3 separate regions of the Mus musculus genome follow, and all the other regions are linked to region 1. The links are chromatin loops, found by intact Hi-C in ENCODE. Cell type or tissue: heart. All regions are shown on one strand. Region 1 holds the start of Gm36170 (a long non-coding RNA gene). Region 2 overlaps Mir100hg (Mir100 Mirlet7a-2 Mir125b-1 cluster host gene). Region 3 overlaps Mir100hg (Mir100 Mirlet7a-2 Mir125b-1 cluster host gene).

The links. A loop is a pair of places that touch in the nucleus more often than their neighbours do. Peaks named below come from ENCODE experiments on the same cell type or tissue, not always from the same donor. Only the 100,000 strongest peaks of a DNase experiment are listed, where the experiment ranks them.
Region 2: a loop joins it to region 1, with 2.4 times the contacts of the local background. A loop is called at or near these places in 4 of 42 quality-filtered maps.
Region 3: it touches region 1 in a loop (2.4-fold over the local background); 4 of 42 quality-filtered maps call a loop at or near these places.

The regions. Positions count from the first base shown.
Region 1 is chr9:41,886,751-41,894,750 of GRCm38, forward strand. It overlaps Gm40513 (a long non-coding RNA gene), which reads right to left. Exons shown (of 3, transcript XR_003948132.1): 2 at 762-814. Gm36170 (a long non-coding RNA gene) reads left to right here and starts at 3,512. Exons shown (of 2, transcript XR_379303.2): 1 at 3,512-3,907; 2 at 5,463-5,649. RefSeq lists an enhancer at 2,260-5,763. In heart, a CTCF peak has its summit at 4,072; DNase peaks (open chromatin) are centred at 3,911 and 4,041; H3K4me3 peaks cover 1,460 bases; H3K27ac peaks cover 3,112 bases.
Region 2 is chr9:41,470,117-41,478,116 of GRCm38, forward strand. All of the region lies in intron 3 of Mir100hg (Mir100 Mirlet7a-2 Mir125b-1 cluster host gene), which reads left to right. Among named protein-coding and RNA genes, the nearest start is that of Mir100, 57 kb to the right of the region's middle. In heart, no CTCF peak of the experiment used is centred here; DNase peaks (open chromatin) are centred at 4,665 and 5,455; H3K27ac peaks cover 920 bases.
Region 3 is chr9:41,458,505-41,466,504 of GRCm38, forward strand. All of the region lies in intron 3 of Mir100hg (Mir100 Mirlet7a-2 Mir125b-1 cluster host gene), which reads left to right. Among named protein-coding and RNA genes, the nearest start is that of Mir100, 69 kb to the right of the region's middle. In heart, no CTCF peak of the experiment used is centred here; a DNase peak (open chromatin) is centred at 3,517; H3K27ac peaks cover 1,350 bases.

The DNA of each region.
Region 1 (8,000 bases):
TTCATGAATATCAGCACCCAAAGCATGTGTGTGGTAAGACAGACAGAATGATCTGGCTTGTGTGGTATCTGTTCTTATAGGGACCACACTTGTTTAGAAAAACTCCCTGGAGGAGCTAAGAAGGAAAGAGGTTCCACTGGGGCAATGAGAAGTGTGTGCTTTGGAGAATTTGGAGACTTTTGACCACGACAGGAGACACAGAAGGAGAAAAGCATAGAACACACTGGGCAAATAAGAAGCATTAACCACAGCAGGCTGTTGGGATCAAGCAATGCCCTGCCCTAGACTGCTCCATGTTATTTGAAACAATCATTTTCCAGGCTGATCCCTGACCTGAGAGACTCCATGTTGTGGGTAGCTTCTGACTTCATTTGAGGGGCATGGATAACTGCAGCCTGGAAATAGAGAAGGATCCACCTTGAAACCTCACCAAGGAGAAATGGAATCATGGGAGAAACAAGGAAGCTCCTGAAGACTGAACTCTGGTGATAAGAGAGTGCGGACCTGGATTTAACATTGTTGGAGTCTGTTTTCTGTTACTAGAGCAGAGTTACCTGAGGCTGGGTGGCTTATGAAGAATACAGACTTGCTTTGACATAGAGTTCTAGAGCAGGCTAACAGTATCTAGTGAGGGCATCCCAGCACTGCAGAAGTAAAAGAGAAAGCTGCTGGCTTCAGAAGAAACAAAGCGTCACTTAGAGCATGTTATTCTCCAGTAGTTAGGACCACCATCAGTTCTTTAGGCTGTGAATAATACTTACCAGTGAGAAGCTGAACCTGGGACATCAGCCAGCAGGAGGAGGATTCCTCATTCCTACAAAGTTAACCACATGTATGTGGACTTTCTGTCAAAGGAACAATAGTTATATCCCATACAAATAAGTCAAACCCAAGAATAGTGGTTTGAATGAGAATGACCCTCCCCTCCCCCCATAGGGTCATATATTTAAATGCTCGGCCCCTAGTTGGTGGGACTATTTTGGTAAGAATTAGGAGGTGTGGCCTTGTTGGAGGAGGTGTGCCACTGTGGGTGGGTTTTGAGGTTTCCAAAAGCTAAGACCAGCCCTAGTCTCCGTCTCTGTCTATGTCTCTCATTCTCATTTACTGTCTCTCTTTCATTCTCTGTCTCTAGCTCTCTCACTCTCCTGCTCTCTCTCTGTCTCTCTGTCTCTTTGTCTCTCTGTCTCTGTGTGTGTGTGTGTGTGTCTGTCTGTCTGTCTCTCTCACTCTCTTGCTCTCTCTGTATCTCCATCTCTGCCTTCTTGTGGACCAGATGTAAGTTCCCAGCTCCCAGGTACCGCTCTAGCACCATGTTCACAGAAATAAAAATGTGACTAAGACACAAAGTGAGCTATTGTAAGGCTTCCTCTTCACTGCCCACTTCCCATCAATACCGTTGGTGCTGGCTAGTTCTATGCCAACTTGACACATTTTGGAAGAGGGAATGTCGGTTAATAAAATGCCCCAACCAGTTTGAACTGTGGGCAAGCCTGTGGTGCATTTTTTTTGATTGGTGGTTGATATGGAAGGGTTCAGCTCACTCTGGGTAGTGCCACCCCCTAGGCTGGTGGTTCTGGGTGGTGTAAGAAAGCAGAGTGAGCAAGCCATGGGGAGCAAGTCAGTAAGCAGCACTCTTCTATGGCCCCTGCTTCTGTTGCTGCCTTGATTTAGTGCTTGAACTTCTCTCTAGATGATGGACTCCAAGCTATATGTCGAAATAAACCCTCTCCTTCTCAAGTTGCTTTTATCACGGTTATAGAAACCTTACCTAAGACACCATTGCGGATCCCCAATGACAAAGGAGAGCCAAGGAGTTGGAAAGGCTCAGACTGTAGACTTAAGGAAAGGATGTAGCTCTCTGTAAACCAATGATTCTTGTGGACTTTTTAAATGCTCCAGTTCTCTAATGTATGTGGCTTTGAAGCCCCAGTCCCAAAGGAGAAAGTTGGGGTGGGGGTGGCTGATTCAACATTTGGCAGTCCACTGGAGTATGTAACACTTGGCATTTCCTCCCTTCATTATTTAAAGGGCAATTCATTACGTGCAATGGAAACAAATAAAAACTCTATTTCTGACATTTCTAAATCTGAACCCTGAACTCTCCATAAACCTCCCAGTTTCAAAATAATTATTTAAGCAAAGCCCTGGTGTATTCCTTCTGAACCATGGAGGAGCGCTCCTAATGGCTGGTGATGCAATCGCCTCCAGTGTGGAGGCTTGGGTACTGGACTTTTCCTGAAGCATATTAAATGGTCCCCTATGCTGCAGCCATTAAAGGCAATCCTGTCCTCACAGGCCTCAATCAAATTTGCACAGCAATTAGTCCTACCCAGAGTTTGATACATTTCTTAATTATAAAACAACTTTGTACTCCATTGGCCCTTTCAGATGGGCTGTGAGAATGTTAATCACCTCCTCCTGAGACAGCAAAGAGTTTTGGTAGTGGTGTGTGTGTGTGTGTGTGTGTGTGTGTGTGTGTGTGTGTGTGTGTGTGTGTGTGTGTTTGTGTGTGTGTTTAGCTCTACTTAAGGGAGACAAGACACAGAGGAACTAACATTACTGAATACCATACGATGACTTTGGGTCTATGTTGGGCAATTTCCACATGGGCGAATAAACCTGCGGAAATATATGGATCTTTAGAAAAATTAGATTGCCTGACAGAGTACCCACATAGTGATAGATCAGTCTGGTAGGGATTGAGTTTTTATTCTTAGTTACCCTGAGTTGATGACGACTTTTGTTCATTTTTAATTTTGTGTGTTTGTGTGCTTCACATGTGTGCTTGCAGTGTGTATGTGGGGGGGGGGGATCAGAAGTGAACGCACTGCCTTCCTTTATCTCTCTCCACTGTGTGTTTTTGTTTGTTTGTTTGTTTGTTTGTTTGTTTGTTTGTTTTTGAGACAGGGTTTCTCACTGGACCTGGATCCTGCAAGACTTGCAAACAAGCAAGCACAGGGCTCCTCCCCTCCCCGCCCCTGAGAGCTGGGATCTCAGGCAGGCCACCCGGACCCGGGTTTTAGATGCAGTAGGATTCGCATTCAGAGCTTGTTTGTGAGGCAAGTGCTTTTTCAGCTGAGTCCTCTCATCAGTCCCACGTGTGTCTTTTTTCAAAATTCTCATTCAGTGTGAGAATTTTTTTCAGGCAATGTTCAGGTAATGCTAGGTGCGATTAAAAAAAAATTATTGGCTGAGTCCCATCTGCCAGGAGCTAGTTCCTCTAAGGGAGCCTCTAAGCAAGGTGAGACTACCTCAGTCTGAGTGGGTGTTGTTTCAGGCTGGTCCTAGGCTGAACTCTCCAGATAGTCTAAGCTTTCTGCAGCTGCTAGCACTGGCCTCAAGAGCGTGCCAAGCGCTTGCTTCCCCCCTACAACCCCCCACCCCCGCTGGCCTTGACTCCTGCCTGGCCCCACACCCTTTGCACCAATCCCTCCTCCCCCACCTACGTGGTGGGTTTTTTGGTTTTCTTCATTGCAATCTTCCTAAATTGCACATTTCATAAGACCGTCAGGAAAAAGTCAGGAAATGAGGTTTCCAGGAAGAGGGAGGCGGAGAATACAGGGCCGGGTGGGAAGCCGGAGAATAGGAGAGCAGTCTTTCATTATCACGACCTGTTCCACGCACACCCTCTCCCGGTGCCATCCTCGTGCTGGATGCGAGCCATCCTCTGGGCTAATGAGCTAGGCGCGGGAGATAACTAATCCTAATGCAATTACCGCTCGGTGCAGCACTGATAGGTCCACTGTGCTCCCCGCGTGCCCGGCGCCTGAGCCAGGCTGGAGCAGCTGGGCCTCAGCCTCCTGTTGGAGACGTTTTGACAGCTGTATACAGTCCCGGGCCCCCTCCCACGGCCCGCGTCCCGGGAGAGTGATCTTTTCACAGCGAGTCCCCATGAAGCCTGTCGGAGGTGAAATGAAATCTTAGCAGCTTGGGGGAGGGGGGGGAAAGCTGGGTGGTGCGAGCTCAGATGCTATTTCCAGGGCGGTGATGGGAGCAGCAGAGGCTCGAGCCCCTGCTCCCCCTCCATCCCTGCGGGGCCCCGAGGCCTGGCGGGGTGTGCGGGCTGCGGTGACAAATGGCAGTGCAAGCAAGGCCTGGCCCTCTCCTGGTGCAGCCGGCGCGATCGGGGGAGGGGGAGGAGGAACGGGGTGGGGGGAATGGTTTGCAGCACACTTGTTCCTTTGTTTAGCGGGACCACGTGCTCTGTTTGCACAGCAGCATGTGGTACCCCAGGAGGAAATCAAACCAGCGTTGAAAGTTCAAGGAACAGCCAAGCTCTGCTGGGAAGTGGCGGGGCCAGGGCTGGGATGGAGCAATGGAGCGGGTGGCCTGTGGACTCCCTCCCTGAGAGTCAGAAGGAGGGGGACTCCAGTCCAGAGCTGTTTGGGAGAAAGAGGACTGCTGGACTTTTTGGCAACGAAGGCACACAAGAGGACTTTCTGGGACCAGCCACCCTCTCTGACAGGCGTAGTGGGATGGCAATCTTCTGTTTGAAAGGTTTTTGAGTTGATATAGGTGTCTCCCAACCCAGATTTCATGACACTTGCAAAAAAAAAAAAAAAAAAAACCTGCCATGTCCACGTGCCTTTCCCTCTACAGCTAGAATGGGAGAGAGAGAAGGGAAACCATTGACACAGCGTCTGCTCTGCCTCAAAGCTAGATGGGACAACTCCCACCATGCACAGAGTGACACTCAGGAAAAAGTCGCCATTTTTCTTCCAGGAAAATCTCTCCTCCCCGCCCCCCTCTCTCCTCCCTCCCCGTTGGTTAAACAAATGCAAAAATAAGCGATGCAAAATGTCTGCCATAAAAAGGAGTTTTCTCCCTAAATCCAATTTCCCAATTATATCCATAGCTCAGCATTTCAGCCATCGCTGCGTTTTCTTTCCTATCTAGACATATTCATGAGATTTATCAATACACAAATCTTCATATTTCATAGAACGTTATCAGACATCCATTCACTTTAGTCACGTGTCTCCCAAATGAAACTCCCAAATAGACCTGGATCCTGGTTCTTTTACATAGCTGCTTGGTATGTCGGCATTTCTTGTATGAATGGTATTGAATCATCAGATGTTTGCCGTTTTTTGCTTACGAAGACAATGCTAAACCTAAAGACTTGGATTTGTGTTGCAGTCTGGGACAGGATTATTTAAGAATGAATTCCTAAAATTAACACTTAAAAAACAGTGTTGGGTTAAAGAGAAGGCACATTTTAAATTTCAATAGACTTGGCTAAATCTCTAAACAAAAACAAAAACAAAAAAAAAAACTGACACCAATTTGCAATACATTCAAGAATGCTAGCTGTTTATGTTATGTGTATGATGGTGTACGAATACCTGACTACTTCTGCACACAGACCACCAGAGTGTTTACGGAGCGACCAGGAGAAAATCTGATGAGGTACCTGTCCATCTGTCTGTTTCAATTTTGTTTATTTGTTTGCTTTGAAACAGGTCTTGTACAGCCCAGGCTGGCCTGGAACTCATTATCCATCCACAGCCTCCCAAGTGTTTGTGGTCCAGGTATACGCCGCCCACACCCTAGAAAACCCAACGTCTTCAGTAACAACATCTAAGTGTGTTTAATGTTCACTTGTTTTTATTCTGAAATTTATTAAACCATTTTCCATAGGTTTGTTCATCTAGTCTTACTGATTTGAAGAGATTTCTTCTATAATTTGTGAAGGTTTTTTATTTCTCAGCTTATCTTCTTTTAATTATGAAATGCCTAACATTGTCAAAGTTGGGAGGGAGTCTTTGTGTTTATAACTTTGAGGTTTCAGGCCGCACTTAGAAAAAACATTCTCAGATTCCTAAAAAATTAAAAGAACACGCTATATTTATTTTCTTTTTAACACTCTTGTGATTGTTTTCATTTTATTTTACAGTTCTTTATCAAGTAACAAGAGCTAGATGCCTTTTTAGAACTTGGAGATACATGTGTGTGTATATATGTTTGTGTGTGTGTGTACATATGTGTGTGTGTGTCTGTGTGTTTAGAGCTAGAAGAGACATGACTGAATACGTAATTACAACATTCAAAACACTGTGAGGAATTAGTGGAAGATAACAGACTATCTGCTAAGGAGAGTGGTCATAAGAGGTGAGATTTCAACAAAGCTCTGAAGGATGAAAAAGATCATTCCAGATTACAGAGTCACATATGCAAAATCCCTGAGGTGGGAGCCCATGTAGAGGGTTAGAGGAATTTACAGGAGGCCAGTGGGAGAGAAGAGAGATGAGCCAGGGAGTGAGTCAGAAGATAAAGAACTTTGCAGATAAAACTTCAAAGGACCACATCAGCAGGCACCATGGACGCCTGGGCAGTGAGCAACTGTTTCTAAGTGCAAAGGGAAGCTGCTAGATCTGCCAAGTGGTAGAAAACTGCAGTTGGATCGTTTATTTATTCATATTTGATGCTGCAGATTAAACCCAGGGTCTCAAGCATGCAGTCCACGTGCTATACTACCAACTACACCCTTGGAGTCCACTTTCTTTATATTTTTAATTCTTTTTAATTCTAATAAACTTCAGTCATTTTCACTCCATTCCTCTTTCTCATTCTCTTACCTCTCCCACTAAAATACTTTTGAAGCAAGTCTCCAAAAGTAAATTCTTAATAAATTCACACTCCATCCAAGTATCGCAAACTGCAAGGTTTTCCACCATGTCTGCCACCTGGTCCTGCACACAATGGCCAGTCCTTCCTGAGGTGAGGAAGTTGTGCAACAGCAGCTCAGCCTTCTCACAACCCTGACTAGCTCGCTTCTCTTGCTCACATAGCTGACCCATATAGCATTCATGCAACAGCAGAAAGCCTTTCTAATATTGAACAAAACTCTTGAGTTGTCCCCCTTCAGTGTTTTCTGACCCTTCAGGTACTTCCTACATGAAGAGGCTTTTGATCTCTTCAGCAGCCCACCAGTCTTCCCAAATACATCCTCCTCTCCCTCCTCTTCTCCTCCCTCCTCCTCCTCTTTTTCCTCCTCCTCCTCATTGTTCTCCTCTTCCTCCTCTTCCTCCTCATCTTCCACAATGTCACTGTTGGTATTTGAATTAAGAAATGTTCCTCCAAAGACTCATAATTGAAATACTGGTCCTCAGTGCAGCAGCGCTCAGAGATGAAACCTTGAAATAGGATAATGAGAGCTCTGATCTAACATGTGTCTCTGAATGGACCATCAGGAGAACAAAAGTAGGACGTACATCACAATATGCCTTTAAAGAGAACATCTTGTCTTCAGTCTCTCCCTCTCCCTCCACAATATTCAACTTTGCTTCAGGCCCATAACAATAAAGTCAGGCTGTCATAAGCAGAAGCCACTGGAACTGTGACCCACAGTAAGACTTCTCTTTATTTGTCTCTGATGTCTTGTCACACTAAGACAAGCAGCTGAAAACTTGCTGCACAGATCAGGTTCAGACAGCCAGAGCCAGCTTACCCCACCCACGTTCTGATCACTACTGTTTCTTTTCCCTGGCTGAACACGGCATCCATGTCTACATCCTCTGGACGTTTGGAAAGTAGAAGAACTCACGACCATTTCTTGGACTCCACCAGTACCACGGGTGAGGAGAGCAGTGAGACTTTGGGGTCTTCTGCCTTGTTGATAGTTCCTTATAGGCAACCTTCTTGGTGATTAAAGACAGTAGTGAAACCATTAAGAGCTGCTTTCTTATCCCTGTGGAGGAGTCTGTGGTTCCAACAGTGCCTCTTGGTTCCTGTCCATCCACACTGGCAGAGAAGAATCCCTCGGGCAATTCCACAGCATTCTCTCTTTTTAAAAGCTTTTATTGCATTTTTACTTACACACGTAGTGTGTGTGAGGGGGGGTATTGGGAAAGCACCCACATGTGTGTACTTGTGCACCTTGACCCACTCAGAACAATTTGCAGGAGTTAGTTTTCTCCTCCCATTAAGTAGGTCACAGGGAGTGAAACCAGGTCAAGGTTGGCAGTAGGCACATTACCCCTGAGGTATCCCATAAGCCC
Region 2 (8,000 bases), 420 kb before region 1:
GGGGCCCCCTGATCTGTGCAGGGACGGGGGTGGGAATGTAAGCAGATCTCTGAAGAAACCACTTGGCTCAGCAATTTTCGAGCTTGTTGTAATTGGCCTAGCCTAAAAGAATTCGTCAAGCTGTACCTAGGCCAAGGAAAATGCAAACGCTTCCCTGAAACAGAGGCATTTGGAGTGGAAGAGAATAAAGAGCTCTTCGGCAAACCAGGCAGACAGACAAGCAAAGTGGACAGGAAAGCGGGGGAGCAGGGAGGTTGCATATGGACCATTTTCTCACTTGGCACATCAGTGGATCTGACCACGCCATGCAGGGAAAGCAGATCTATCAAAAGATCTTAGTTAGCTCACTCCTACTGTCCTGAGGCCTATCCTGGTCTGGGTATCCACTGACTGCAAAGTGGCCCTTTCTCTGAACAACTGAGATTAGGGGTCCTTTCTTTCAGTCCCAGGCTAAAAACTAACTGTCTATGACATGACAGCTGCTGATGCCCAGTATGTCTCACGAGCCTTCCAATCTGACACTTGGCTATTACTTCCTCTTCTTTTCCCAGGTCCTTTATGACTACTGTGAGGACAGGCCTGGTCCCACCAGGTTCCTTTTGTATACAATTACCTTAGCATCGCTCTGAGCACCGTGAGACACTTTGCGGAAGGCATTTTACTAATATTTTTACTCTATTTCTGACACATGTTTGAACACATAGGAGGTGTTCTATCTACACCTGATTGACATCCTGTTGTTGTGATGTATTTGCAGTCCTTGACAACCGGAGGAAGCTCTTAGGAGTGTTTCTCTGTAAAGTGAACTAGTCAGAGAAATGGAGAAACTAAGTCACATGATGACTCTAACTTCCATGTCTCTGCTTAGGTCTTTCTTGCCCTTTCCTTTGCCTGCCATGTGAATCTGTATACTCATCCCATCATCTCTTGATACCATCCATGTCGCTTTGGAAAAGTCTTTTCTATCCAGTACCTCTCTGGGACTTCACTTCCCATCACCATCCCTCTAAATTTCCCTCTCTTGTCCCAGTTTCCTGTCTTTTCCTCCACCCTCCAATTTCAGCTTTTCCCTCCTTTCTTTGGTCAGAGTGTTCTTTCTCTTGCCTGCCTCCTTCATGAGCTGTGCACCTCTCCAAATCTCTACAGCTCCTTTACAGCATATATCATGCAAGGGGCTCCAAAGCTCCCTTATATTCCTGCCTCCCTCGTTCCTAGCAACCTAGTCACCCTTCTTTATTTATCTTGTTTCTATTTTTCTATATTTCCTGCCTGCATTATAAAACTTATCAATATCACAAAATGGGGCAGAGCAGGGTAAACTAGCAATGTCACCGGGGTGGGGCATTCAACCCTGAATGACTAAGAAATGCCAATGTGGGGCCACTCTGAGGGTTCTGTTTTCTTCTCCCTTGTTTCCATGACTTGCTGACACATACTATGTGCAAGTGACTATTCCTTAGCCCCAGGAGCATGCTCAGTAACCAAATGGCTCCCTGAGGCTGCCTGCAGAGATTGTCAGCCTCTCACCTGAAGAAGTCACGGAAGGGTTTCAGTCATGGGTAGCTTGCAAATGGAGTAGAGTCTCAGCATCTCTTTAAAATCTGAGCTGCTTCTTGTGTCGTTTACTCAGAGAGCAGAAGTATACGTTTTTCTCAATGATTCCCACCAAACTGAAGGTCAGTAGCCTTATTTAAGAGGCCTTATAGTCTTTACCTGAGTGGGTAAGTTAGTCTTTTAGAGAAAGCCAGGAAAAGAAATGAAGCACACTTAGGAGTTAGACGGCTGTCGGATTAGACCATGAGGTCCCTTAGCAGGAGATGAAATGCTGTGTAGGTAGGCCACATGTTTGTTGTTTGTAGTTTCTCCTATGATCCATATATATATATATATATATCAACCAAAGATTATGAATTAGAAGGATTCTCAAACATCACTTCGATCTGGCTGGCCTCAATGGATGGTCTTCTCTTTGACCAAAATCAGAGACTCCCTAGCCTTTTCTAGATAAGAAGTGACTTCTAATTCCTACTGAATTATAGGCTTATCAATAGTGCAGAATTTGTTTTTTGAGATGGGATCTCTTGTAACCCTGCCTTCTCTACCTTCCAAATGCAAGGACTATAAACATGTATTGCCATGTCTCTTAGAACACTGTTCTTTGAGTAAGTCAAAAGGCATTCTGTTTGGACTTTTTGTCTGGAATATATGACCCCATTCTATCCCCTAAAGCTCGGCAGAACAAATATCATTTACTTTCCACTTGATAACCCCTTGGATATTTGAAAACATTAATGATAAATTTAGGTCTTTATCTAAGCAGCTCCATTTTAAAAATTTCCCATGGCCTGGTTTCACATCTCTTGGCAATTATGGTTTCTGCACATCCTTGGTCCACCCCACTTTGCCTGGTGGGGTCTAAAGCAGAAATGCATGCTCTGAATAACTCTGAGGGAACAAGACCCAACTCTGTTCCCTCATTCAATTCCTTGCTTCTCACCACTGAGTAGTCATTACTTACATGCTCAGTATACCAGTGCTACATTGTGAGCAGTGTTTGTGGACTCTGATGGAAACTCTGTAGCAGAGTGAGACTAACCCTTCAAGTCTTTGCAACTCTCTTACAGTTCTTTGACCTCTCTCTCTCTCTCTCTCTCTCTCTCTCTCTCTCTCTCTCTCTCTCTCAGAAACAGTCTTAGTTGGGCTGGTCTTGAACTTGCTACATAGTTGAGGATGGGCTTGAACTCCAAATCCTCCTGCCTTCACCATCTGCACTCTAGAATTACAGGCCTGCACTTCAGTGCCCACCTTTGAATCTTTTGTTGTTTACGTTTGGTTGGTTGGCTTGGCTTGATGTGAGTTTATAACAGAACTGAAGCACACTGTCAGAGTCATTTAACTCTTGCTCAACCCAAGGACCCAGGACAGGTCTGAGAAATAGTGATTGACCCACTATGATCAATAATCATACCATTAACTGGGTTTTCTTCTTCATTATCATTACCACTGGCATCTTAATATCATAAGCTTCTTTTACTTGGGTTGCTATTGCTATTTGGAAACTAATCCTGTAGTGTCCATAAAAGAGCCCTTGAAGTAACCATAGTTCTTAAGAAATATAATGTTACCATCCATCTTATACCAAGTCCAACTTTGCCTTTTCTTTCTTTGGATAAACAGTCTTATAGAGCGTTGGCTGGTCTTGAACTTGCTACATGGTCGAGGATGGGCTTGAACTCTGAACCCTCCTGCCTTCACCATCTGCATTCTAGAGTTACAGGCCTGCATTACCATGCCCATCTTTAAGTCTTTTGTTGCTGTTTTTGTTGGGTTGGTTGGTTGAACACCCATGTGGTTCAGTACAGTGCTGCCCCCAGCACTGCAGGAAGGTAGTAGAATTGAAGAGAGATGAGTGAACCTCGGCTTATGATTTTGTCTGCCGAGTAAATAGGAAGTGTTTTATGTTGATTCCTTGCGAAAGCCCCACTCCCCAGGATTGCTAGATGAGACCATGTGGTAGTATGCCATGTGAAATGGGCTCTAAGCTTTCAGAGATTTCGATTTGATCACAGGCTGGTCCATTAACCATTCCGACCTCAGTTTCTTTATCACCAAAATAGGGCTTTTCTAATCTCACAGTCAAGGTTTCCCAACTGGTCTGATGGTGAAAGGAGATTGTATCACAAGGAGGGTGGCTACCTAGCATCAGCACCAAATCACTGTCATCAACTTGGAAGATCTCCTTGGTCATTTACCCTTCACTAACTGGTAAATAAAGAGCTTCCAGCTGGTCCTATGGGTCCCCTTCCCCATTTGACATAATGATGAATTGAATTCTTGCCTGCAGGAGCAGGCTGCTGCCTTTCTCTGCATCTTGCTAAACACACTATTTTCACATTGCAGGGTGGGGGGGGCCAATCCCTGTTTCAGAGGGTGAAGCTCGCTGCCCTGCCCTGAGGTTGAACTCAGCTTCTCTTCCCTCATCCCCAGAGGTGGAGCACAGTCTGGGTGTCCTGGGCGGGAGGTCAGGAAAATCAGTCCCGATGTTCCCTTCACCCTTGGTTTGACTGATAGCACCAAAAGCACCACTTGTTAAGTCTCTGCAGAAGAGAATTATCGATTTCTTACTTTCTACCTGCCTGCTGGGCAGGTTAGAATGGATGAGATTGCATCTCTGTGGAGGAGGATGCTATTTGGATATGCAGTTTGCATTCATCACAGTGGGCGACAGAAAGCAGCCAAGGTCCCTGGGACACCATAGGCCAGGAGAGTCCAGGAAACTGGACCATTATGCTTATTCTCAGACTTCAGAGACCGTGCCTGTCTCTCCAGAACGGCCATGTGTGACTGAGTGCCTGCGTGACATTTTTTTTTAACCAGTCCAAACTGGACACACAGCAGCAGCAAATGATCGCCAATCACCATGTGCATATATAGTATTAGCCCTGTAAGCTTATTGTCTTCTCAGACTACGTTCACCTGCACTCTGGGTCTTCCAGGTCCTAAGAACGCTGGATATCCAAAGGATTTCCCTGGTTAATTTCAGAGGACCTCAGCCCTGCAAATCACACAGAGGCTGTTGCTCACAGAAGGACACAGTGTACTCTGTGTCTTTCGATGCACTCCCCTCCTCCCACCCCAAGGCACCAACCCAAACCTAGTGCTGGCCTGTCGTGCTCAGCATCTCCCACTAGGGGGAGCCCCCGGAGGGCAGCTGGGGCTGAGCAATTTGGGAAGCGCTGAAGTTTTCTGCTCCTGTCCTGTACTGGTTTTCACTAAGCCAACTGTGAGATTTCTTTGTTGCAATATTGGGGTCTGAGATAACACTGCTGGAGGCTGGAGGCAAGAAACATAGCCGAAACCATCTTTTAGTGTGTGCTGTTATTTACTAGCGCTGTGAACCAAGGAAGCGAAAAAACAAAGAGCCCGAAGACTGCACAGTTCCAGCTTGTAGGCCCTGGAGACAGTCTGGAGTCCTCAGACGGACAGAAAGAAGACATCAGAAGGGCAACCTGTGGTGCCTGTGGCTGCTGAGTACAGGTGAGAGCCTGAGGGAGGATGGCCAGGGGGCTCATGGGTAAAGAGGCACAGGAGACCCCCGGACATGGGAAAATGGATAGACCAAAATGAGAGTGGTCAGTAGAGGTTAAGGGGGAAAGCACTGACTGGGAACATCATCAAGGAAGAAAGGAGGGCAAGGAGTGAGCTTGCAGAAAGGACAAAAGAAAGAAACAAGGTTGCTGTATGAGAGAGGCAGAGCTTGAGAATAGAATCTGAATCGAGTCTGAAGTTGGTTCCAACTAGGCTGCTTAAGAAACTTGGCAAGAAACAAGTGTGCGGAGAGATTGACATCGAAGGTCCACTTGCTTAAGGAAGTTCAGCGTGAGCAAATGTGGCTCACAGTCAATCGACCTAATCATTTCAGTTGTGTGTCACAGAGCCACACCTACTCCTACTTTGACCTAAACTGGAAGGAATTCTGGTCTGCAGGCTTTTCCGGGTTCTTTCACTTCTGAACCAACGCTTCCCACTTTCCCTTTCTTCCTTTGGGTTTTCCACAGCCCCTCTAGGGAGTGGACCGGCAGTCAGAAATTCTGTGTTCTGGTCTAGAACTTGCCATTTATCGGTGGGATTAGCTTAAGCGAGGAAACCCCGGAGTTTCCTTTTCCTTTGTCTAAAAAGGGAGATAATAATATATTACTGACAAGCCTTACAGGATTGTTCCAAAGACTGAATAAGTAAGAGGATGCGAAGAAATGCTCTTAATAGATTATAATTGCTAGCTAAATAAAAGTTGGCATTAATAATAATTAATCAGTTAATAGAGCCTTGCTACTCTCAGCAGGGAGTTTGCTGAGTCTGGGAGAGAGGAGTATGCATGTAAGTCAACACCCATAACCCAGTCTCCTACTTGTGTACACGTAGCTCCCCAGACTTTTAGAACTAATCTCTTTGATAAATGGAACACTTCATATTCGCTCCCTTTTTTGACAGCATCAAATGCTCTTTTTCTAGCCTCAGCTCGGTTTCTCATGCAGATAAGTGATTGATGCCTGGGGGAGTGAGATGTCTGTGTCCTGGACACAGGAGTCAATGTCATGTCTTGGGCATATGGTGGGACTATTTAGAAGAAGCAAATGACAGGCTGTGATAATAATAATCCCGTCGTAATCTCCCCCCTTCTAGAATGTTCTTTCCAGGTCACTTGTGATTCTTTTTTTTTCACCAAAATGTGTCAGACATAGACTTGGGTCTGTGTCTTGGATCAGGCTAATGGAGGTTGCCTATGAGAACATTAGCTGGCTTTGACACCTGTAGCCATATTCTTTCTGCTTCTCCTCAGCTGTGAGTGTGTCAGATGGGGAAGGCAGAGTAGGCCATTTGTGAAGTGTTTGATATCTCTCCTTCCTCTGTCACCTGGAATTCTCACAAGCCTTCCTCCATGTATCTAAACATACATTTGAAGAGCACCATTGACCCGCAGACATCAATGGTTTGTGACTTGACAAGTGCCCAGCTCTCCTCATGATGCTGCCGCTGGGTTTCTGCTAGTGATTGCCCCACACCTCCCAATTATTTTAAACGTTTGTCCCAGCTGCTAATAAAAGGAAACTTTCTCCTGCGTCTTTTCATCTCTACCAATCAAGTGATAGAGCAAATATTTAGAATGATGCTTAGTTTAAGGCACCTACCTACTCACCTGTAGAAAGTTAATATCCTATCCAAAGGCACAATAGTTGCTATTCTATCCAAAGGCTGTGTTTTTTAAAACCACCAAGCACACACATGCGCATATATATATATATATATATATATATATATATATATATATATACACACACACATATATATACATATACATGTATATATATGCAGATGCACTCACATGCGCATGCATATACAACTATATGTGTGTGCATATATACACATTCCTTCTCCTTCCAAACATATATTCATTCTGCACTTAATGAAAAGTATATATAAATATTAACATAGGACACTCAAGTGCATACTTAATGAAGAATAAGGATATGAATTTCTTCATGGGCAATTTGGCTGTTCTAGAGTCCAGAAGTGATCACAATTCACATGGCTTAAAAAAATCATGGATCAATTTCTGCTCTGTCCATAGTAATGAATATCGATATGTTGCCTCTTCTACACAAACTGTCAGCAATTTCAGATATTTTTAAATGAGTTTTTAAAAATACATTTGCAAAGTCAATTATTTTGAATCTCATCTGAGGCAATTAAAAAACATCCTGACATTTAAGGTGATATTTTTCCCAAGTAAAATAATTATAAATAATACTAATTATGAACAAATCAGTTAGTTACTCGCAGTCTGGTTCAACCTTTAGGTTAATAAACCAATCCATTAGAATTCATCTTGCTCAAAGGACCAATTTGTTTAAAAAATGTAGTGACCTTTTACCACAAGTGTGATTGATATTTTCTTTAACAATATCAGAACTGTCTTTCTCAGGGAAGAGTGTGGTCCAGAGGTAGGTATAGAAAAGTCCTATAGCTTTATGTGTCTCCTGATGGTGGTAAGAATACTGAACATGGTTGAAACCTTCTCATCTCAGATGGGACCTTAAGGAGACATCTGGAGGTCTCACAAAATTCACCACTATTATTCCTCGTGCCAGAAAACAAGTTTAGACATTTTTCTCTACCTTTGATGTTTTGTTCTTGCTAAACACGTATGGCAGAGAGTTACATGTGCGGTTCATGGGTCAAGTCTATTCAACCACATTTTTACTAAAATAAAATTCGGTCTGTGTACATGTTGTCTATCGCTACATTTTCGACCAGAAAGACAGTTCTGGGAAGTCAGTATATCCTGCAACGCTGAATATACTCATTACCAAGCCTTTAAAGATGCTTACAAATCCCAAGGTAGAAGAATGAGAACAGAATAGTTATCTTTGAATAGCTACAACTCCTCTGTGGGCAGCACGTGTGAATTTTCGAAGCCTGCACATCCTACTGAGGCAGGG
Region 3 (8,000 bases), 430 kb before region 1:
TCTTTAACAACAATGAAGCTCTTTGCTTGTAGTATAAAGTATTTCTTTTAAACCTTTTTATTTGTTCTTATTTTTTTTCATTTTCAACCACCTAACAGTTTATACTTTTTCTGTACTATCTGAGATCAGCTGGTAGGCACTGCTAAATAGGAAATGGTCATTAAAGAGACTACATAAATGCCACATTTTTCTATCTTTTAGAACATTATCACTCAAAGATATTTTGTCCTAAATGTAATTGATTGTAATTAATATTGTCAGGGAGCCTCATATAAGGTGCCACCAAGCCTTGGGGACTGGAGAGATAGCCCAGCAGATAAAACTGCTTACTGCTTTTGCAGAGGACCTGGGCTCAGTTTCCAACACTCATACCAGTTAGCTCAGAATCAATGGTAACTCCACTTTCAGGGGGTCTGATGCCCTTTGACCTCCTCAGGCACTGCATACATGTGGTACACATATATCCACACATGTATGCATACATAGACATAGTAAATAAATAAATAAATAAATAAATAAATAAATAAATAAATAAATAAATAAATAACTTAAAAACCTTCCCAATCCTAGTCAACTGGTCCCAATCATGAAATTACACAGTTTCCTATGTCTCCTGAGGTGGGACAGTGGAGAAACACTGTTATAATCACCCTGGTTGAAACTTCAACTACCGGAATAAATACACGTGGAAAGAAGATTCATTTGGGTGGAAGGGGCTTAAAGAAATCCAAGCTGTTTCTATTTTTGTTGTTTTTAGAGGTGAAGAGGGTTTATTTTGGCTCGTAGTTTCAGGAGAGAGTCATCATAGAGGAAAAGGCAAGGTGACAAACAGAGAAAACACGGAGGCAGGAGCAGACAGACAGACAGACAGGCTGACCACACGTTATCACCACACAGGAAGCACAGAGAAAGAGAGAATGGTACTCTGGTCCTTCATAATCTTTCCATCCCCCTCTTCCTTGATGGGCTCTGAACCACAGATGCAGGGGCGATGTATGCTGCAGAAATATCTACTGGAGCTAGGCTCCCCACGTCCCATTGATTTCTGTATGACCAGTTGTGGTCTGTGTACTAAGTCTTCGTGTGCTACATAAAGAGGTAAAGGAAAAGGTGTTTGTAAGAATGGGCACCTTCTGATGAGACTGCATATGTTTGACAGAGTCCTTCCTTGCCATCTGGATCTCCTAGCTTCCCCCTGAAGAGGAGAGAGAGAAAGAGCCAGCAGATCTTCAGAAGATAATCACCACTAAAACTACGCAGCATTACAAATCTGTGAAACCAAACATGGGTTTAACAGATTGCTACGTGTCAGAGTCATACAGTCCATTAAACTGCGTTTAAATAAAAAAAAATTGATAGCCTTATTTATTTTAAAATTAAATGAAAGAGTGCTATCATGTCAAATTGAATCACTCAGACCTCATTTCTATCGAATAGTCATACTCAATGCAGACTGGAAAACAACCATGCAAAATGGGTCTCAAGCTGACCTTAGTGTCTGTCCTCTTCCAGTCTGCTGGGAATGAGTGGAAACACTCCTCCTTTTCTTTGTTAAGATGGGGAGACCCAGTGTAGAGGCTGTGAACCTGTAGCTTTGAAGGGGCATGGAGAGCCTTGAGGCAGGATCTTGTGCTATCTAGAGTAAGACTGCTACAATTAAAAACATGCTGAGAATGTTAAGCATAGAATATTGATGATATTCTAAAGCAATTATCTTCTACTGGAGGTGCAACTGTGCCCATTCTGATTGTAGCTAGCGATGCGGCTTAGGTGCAGGTTGTAGGAGGCAGTGAGTGAAATAACCCAAATGCTCTTCCAGGTGGCGAGTGGCGAGTGTAACAGATCAAGATTTGAGTGTCATTCCTGTGGAAGACTTCTTTGGGATTCGTAAGGGTCAGGATGCTGATTTAGGGGGGTTACAGTGTGACCAATTCGGGAAGACCAGAAATCATTCACAAATGGAAAATTATCGGAGCAGAAAGGCATTTCAAACATATACAATGGCACAGGACATAAAATAACTCCCACCCATACCCCTCCACATCATGTTTCCTGACCTGACACCCCCTCCCCCGGCCCCCTCCCCCTCCCCCCGACCCCCTCCCCCGGCCCCCGAGGTATTGACTTCTCTCTTCTTCGTACTGTTAACTGTTTCTTTTTGTTTTTTGTTGTTGTTGACTCACACTTTCTGTCATTGAAACACCTATGGTGTGGGCATCCACCACGGCAGCAGGTAGGTCATATGATAGATCCAGAACACATCTACTAGTGAAGCAAAACGTCCAGAAGCTTTGGGGAGCCTTGAATGTTGAACAAATGCATTGAATGTTCCACCAACTTTCTCTAAGCCAGGGAGCTCTTTGCTCTCCACGCTTACATAAACTTTGAACACTGGTTTATATAACACTGGTGCTTAGAGAGCTCCTTGCCTGTGTAAGAAATCCCAACACAAAAGGAAACCAAGTGGAAAAACAAGGAAAATTCCTCTCGTTTACTCACGGTTTCCCCCCAAGCCAACCTACACAGCTGAAGAACATCTTTGCCCCCTACTGCTTTGAGGCTCACGGGGTATTGTGTATTTGAGAAGAAGGGCTCTTTTGTACCCTGTACGTCAGGTACACCCCCACCGCCAGCACTTAGAATCTTCTACTGCATAAGGTTCTTAAATTTGTGATACTATAAAAATGAACAAGAACAGCCAGGGCTATACAGAGAAACCCTGTCTTGAAAAACAAACAAACAAGCAACCCCCCCAAAACAAAAAAAAACAAAAAAGAATGAACAAGAAGGACTAATTTCTCTTCCCTGTGGAACACAGAATATGAGGAATTCTGGGTATTTATGTGGGAAGGGAGCCTTTACACTGCCTTTTCCCACAAAGGATGTATTTGGAGACAAGCTTAGAAGGAGAGAGACATTAAAGTTGCTTCTTTTAGTCTCATTAAAGATGCACCTGTGTTTTCTTTCTTGCTGTGGCTATTCAAAACTGTTGCGTTCTAGACTGCCGCCAGTCACGTTAGGTGGGTGTTTTCCTTGTTATTGTTTTGGTTTTGTTTTTTAGATGTGGATGGAACTTCAGAAACTGAACTTTGGTCATGCCCTGTCTCAGAGTTCAGAGTGGTTTGCACCTTTCAGCTCCGGCTTCTGAAATCAATGTACAATGTTGAATCTTGGATTTTCGTGGCACATTTCCTGAAAGGTTTATCTCTAGGCCCATCTTGTTTTTTTCTTTCCCTGAGAAAGACCCACATGTAACTTTGTACCCCACCGAGGAAATGTGTGGAACGTTAAGAGGCGAGCATGGTCTCCGTGGCCTCCCTTGACAATGGTGCTTACTTGCAAAGGCCGGAAGAACACAATGGTTCCTGCTTCCTCTTGGGTCCTGCCGGGTTTGGTTTTTGCTCTCCTGCGCCACCTGCTGTCAGGAGCACCACAGGCCTGCTTCCCGGCTTGCAGCCCTAGCAAGCCCGGCAGGAGCCAGAGCCAAACCCTTGGTCCCAGCAGATGTTGCTTAGGCTGCCAGGTTTCTGTCCAGACCTTATCTTTGTTGCCTCGTCTGGCTCCTAGCTCAGAATTCCAGTGTCCCCAAATGACTTGCCTTGCAGTCACGCAGACCCTGAGCTCACTGGCCAGAAGGAAGGAGTCTGCCAGTTTGAGGGCTGCTGAAGGGCAATTCTTGCTAGCTTTCTGAATGTGTGGTCAGTGGAAACTTGCTTTAGCAGTGAAAACGCACAAACATTTCTTTTGAAAGGGCAACGGGCATATGACATTTGTCCTTTAATGGACTTTCATCACATCCTCAATTTGTACCAATTGACAGCCCCCACCCCCCACCCCTACCCCCGTCCCAGTTTTCTCAAGTTTGATTTTTGGTTCATTGTGTTGTTTAAACTCTTGGGACTTTCCTGCATCCTCACCAATGAGTTAGTGATTTTAAACAAAGGACCACAGAGAGAAAAGGTTTGCTTTTCTTGCCTTCCGATGGTTCCCTGTTCTAGTCTGATCAGCTCTTGACAATAGGTTCTTACACATTTGTCCCTTAAACATATACTTACACATGTAATATAAGCATGGCATATTGGAGGCTCACCTCAAAACGTCACTGTAATGCCAAGACTCTAGCTGATCAAAATCCTCTAGGTATCATTTTCGAGGTAGGTCTCACTCTGTAGCATAGGCTAACCTCCAACTTATGGTTCTCCCACCTTAGCCTGTAGAGTGTTGGGATTACAGGTGTACCTCTGTGTCTGTCTCAAACTTCATCTAAAAAATTCTTTGCTATTTGTCTATCAAAAGGGAAAGGTGGCCCCGAGATCTCAAATGCTCATTTCCAATTTAATTCCTTAAATAAAGCTGACTTTGTAGAATGGCTGACTTCTGCAGTTACTCTGATAAGCGTGAGGCACATGACCAGCAATTGTTTTTTGAAATTAGAAGGGAAAAAATAAAACTCAGAAATATATGCATAAAAGAGACTTGAGATAAACGCAAGTCAGAACTTCCTGAGAGCAAAGGTTACATGATACTCTTGGGAAAGAGAAGAAGTGAGTGGCTGTGCCAGCAAGAGCCCTCGAGCGAGGGGGCACATTCATTTTGCTCAGTAAGCACTTACTAAATTCCTGCTCTGTGTTAGCACTGGGAGGTGCTGGTGTTAAGTACAGCAACTGACCACTGGGAACATAGAGGACAAGCAGACAATTTCCATATACTTTTTTTAAATGGCTGGGAGAGAGCATGATGTCCAGATAAATACACACATCCAGAGGACTGCAGTGATTGGTTGACCTACAACTGCCTTGATTTGAGAAGTCCTTTCAGCTCTTTTCTAGAATGGGATGCTGACTTATAGATCATGTCATCCAACCTTGATGACTTCAAGAGTCTCTGTTTTCTGCTTCTTGGTTTGCTTGTGTCCTTCACACAACAGCCTTCTGTGTATTAGGAGAGAGAGAGCAAAGCAGGTAATCCTGTTTGTCTGCATCCAAGGAATGTGGTCCTTGAAGCATCTTTGAAGCTGGACACCTAGACCAGGAACTCTCCTTGCAAGTCAACATGACATGGAGAGGAAGGAGGGACCCACAACCAGGCTGCTGCTCAGATGAAGCACATGGTAGCTACTCTGAGTTCCAACAGGTCATTTGGCAGGTAGGAAATTAGAGGCTAAAGGACAGGGAGCCACCTGTAAATCTTGGGGAATAACTCACTTCCATGTTCTAGCCTGTATCTGCTCAGACTAGGAACCTCTGAGGGGTATATCCTCCCTCCCCAAAGAGGCACCTTTAAGACTGGGCAGGATGGTGGTGGTGATGGATCAGCCAGTAAAATGCTTTCCTTGCCAGCTTAAGGGTCTGAGTTCGATTCCCAGGATCCACGTAAAAATGTTGGGTGTGGTGGTAGAGGCTCACAACCTCAACTCGAGGGAGGCAGAAGCAGGACGATCTCCAAAGTTCACTGGCCAGCTTAGCCTAAGGAGAAATCCTGTCTTAAAGGGAGTGGCTTAAATTCCCAAGGATGACTTTGGTCTATGTACACAGCACATCTGCATCCTCATGTGCACATGCACCAATACATATACATATGAAAACACACACACACACACACACACACACACACACACACACACACACACACACACACACACACACACACACAATTTTAAAGAGGCACTTGGCAATAGCAAGCCAGTTAGTAATGGCCTGTTTCGATTGAATACCCTGCCAAATGGATTGGCATTAGAGAGGTGGTGCTTCCAGCCTCCTCGGGGGACGTTATTCAATCTATTCTATGGCAGCTGGTGTCCTTGTTGCCCTGGACCGTGGTCAGAAAAAGAAATAGAGGGAGAAACAAAGATTGTGGAGTGGCTGCAGACCCAAGCCCTCCAGGCCCACTTGCCCAGGGCGGGGCCCAGAGGGTTAGTGCCAGGCTCTGTGTGGCTTCTCCACCCCTTCCCAGGCCCCTCAGAGCATCTGCTGGCTTTCAGAGTTGCAGTCACCCTGAATGGGTCTTTGTGTGTGCCCCAGGAGCTGGCTCAGAGGAGCCCTGTTGAAATGCTTTAGCGATGTCTCCTCAGGACCAGGCGTAACCCGGCATGGTGCCCATCTTGTGAGGGCAGGCCTTTCTGGTGCTGTTCCTTGCTTTCACTCTGAGAGCAAGCCTGACCTGGAGACATATTCTGTACTCCTGAAAATGGATATCATAGGCAGGCTGTGGGGGTGACTGATATTTCTCTCTCTCTCTCTCTCTCTCTCTCTCTCTCTCTCTCTCTCTCTCTCTCTGTCTCTCTCTCTCTCTCCTCCCTCCCTCTCTTCCTTCTTCCCTCCCTCTATCTGTCCTTCTCTCCTTCTCCCCCTTCCCCTCTGTCTCTGCCTCCTTTCCTCTCTCCCTTCCTCCCTCTCTCCCTACCCTGTCTCACTCTGTCTATCTATGTCTGTCTACCCTTCTCCCTCCCTCTCTGTCTGTCTGTCTGTGTCTCTGTGTCTGTCTCTCTGTTCTCCTCTCCTCTCCTCTCCTCTCCTCTCCTCTCCTCTCCTCTCCTCTCCTCTCCTCTCCTCTCCTCTCCTCTCCTCCTCTCCTCTCCTCTCCTCTCCTCTCCTCTCTCTGCTTTCTGCCATCCATACATGGCCATGGTAATATTCACAAGAGGGGCAGAGCCATCTTTGGCTGTTTCAGTGCTGTCCAGGTCCTGTGTTGATAGTTCAGTACTATTCCTTTCACCTTTCTCAGTCATTCTCTGAGATGCACCAATTTTACAGCTTCCACTCTATGGGTGGAGAAGCCAAAGTTTAGACGTGGGTAATCAGAGTACCAGGGAATTCTGAGCGGAAACTTAAAGACAGAATTGGTTGGATATGTGAGTCTCCCGCTTTTTACAGGGTTTGAGGCATCTCTTGCCAGACACACTCTGAGAGATCCCTCTACTCCTGGGTGCTGGGAGCAGCAGAGGCTAAGTGTGAGAACACGTAGACAGGCTTGTGCTCACTTGGGTCCCTTTGTGCTTGCATGGCCATCCCTTGTGCTTTGGGTCATAGTGAGACTCACTGTACATGATAGAAGGAACTACAGACATAGAAGAAAACTCTTGTGGACAACTGCATCATCAGACTTTGACTTAAGAATCTTATTGCTACTAAGTCCAACAAACCAGGGAGCTCAAAAACACAAATGGTACCAAAGACCACAGCTCAGGGCTCTTTCCTCATTGCTGATGATGGTGGTCACTGCCCTGTCACTGCCCACACAGTTTAATGTCCTCTCTTGTAATGTAGTTAGTGAGGGGTCCTTCCAGACACCTGGACCTGAGATTTCCCTGGTCAGACAGGAATCTTCCTTTTGCTTCCTTTTTTCTTAGTAGATTAAAGGAGTGGTTGATGGTGATGTCATCTTCCCCCTGCCTATCTTCTCTTGTATGTGACAGGCCCAGTGCTGGAGAGGTATAAAGCTCTAAGCACAACCTTTTTTTTTTCCATTTTTTATTAGGTATTTAGCTCATTTACATTTCCAATGCTATACCAAAAGTCCCCCATACCCACCCACCCCCTCTCCCCTACCCACCCACTCCCCCTTTTTGGCCCTGGCGTTCCCCTGTACTGGGGCATATAAAGTTTGCGTGTCCAATGGGCCTCTCTTTCCAGTGATGGCCGACTAGGCCATCTTTTGATACATATGCAGCTAGAGTCAAGAGCTCCGGGGTACTGGTTAGTTCATAATGTTTTTCCGCCTATAGAGTTGCAGATCCCTTTAGCTCCTTGGGTAATTTCTCTAGCTCCTCCATTGGGAGCCCTGAAGCACAACCTTTTAAAGGACAAAATCACTGATCATAGCTGAGCCAAATAGGCAGCTGTGAAGGCCTGTGTCTCACAGGAAACCAAAACAGCATCAGAAATTCGAGCAAAAGCGGACATTCTTAGTTAGCTGTGCGCTTTGGTAAGGTGCTGTTGGCCATCTTGAATTTCTTTCCTTTCTTCTCCACTCCCTACTATTTTCTTCTCTTCTGTGGCCCC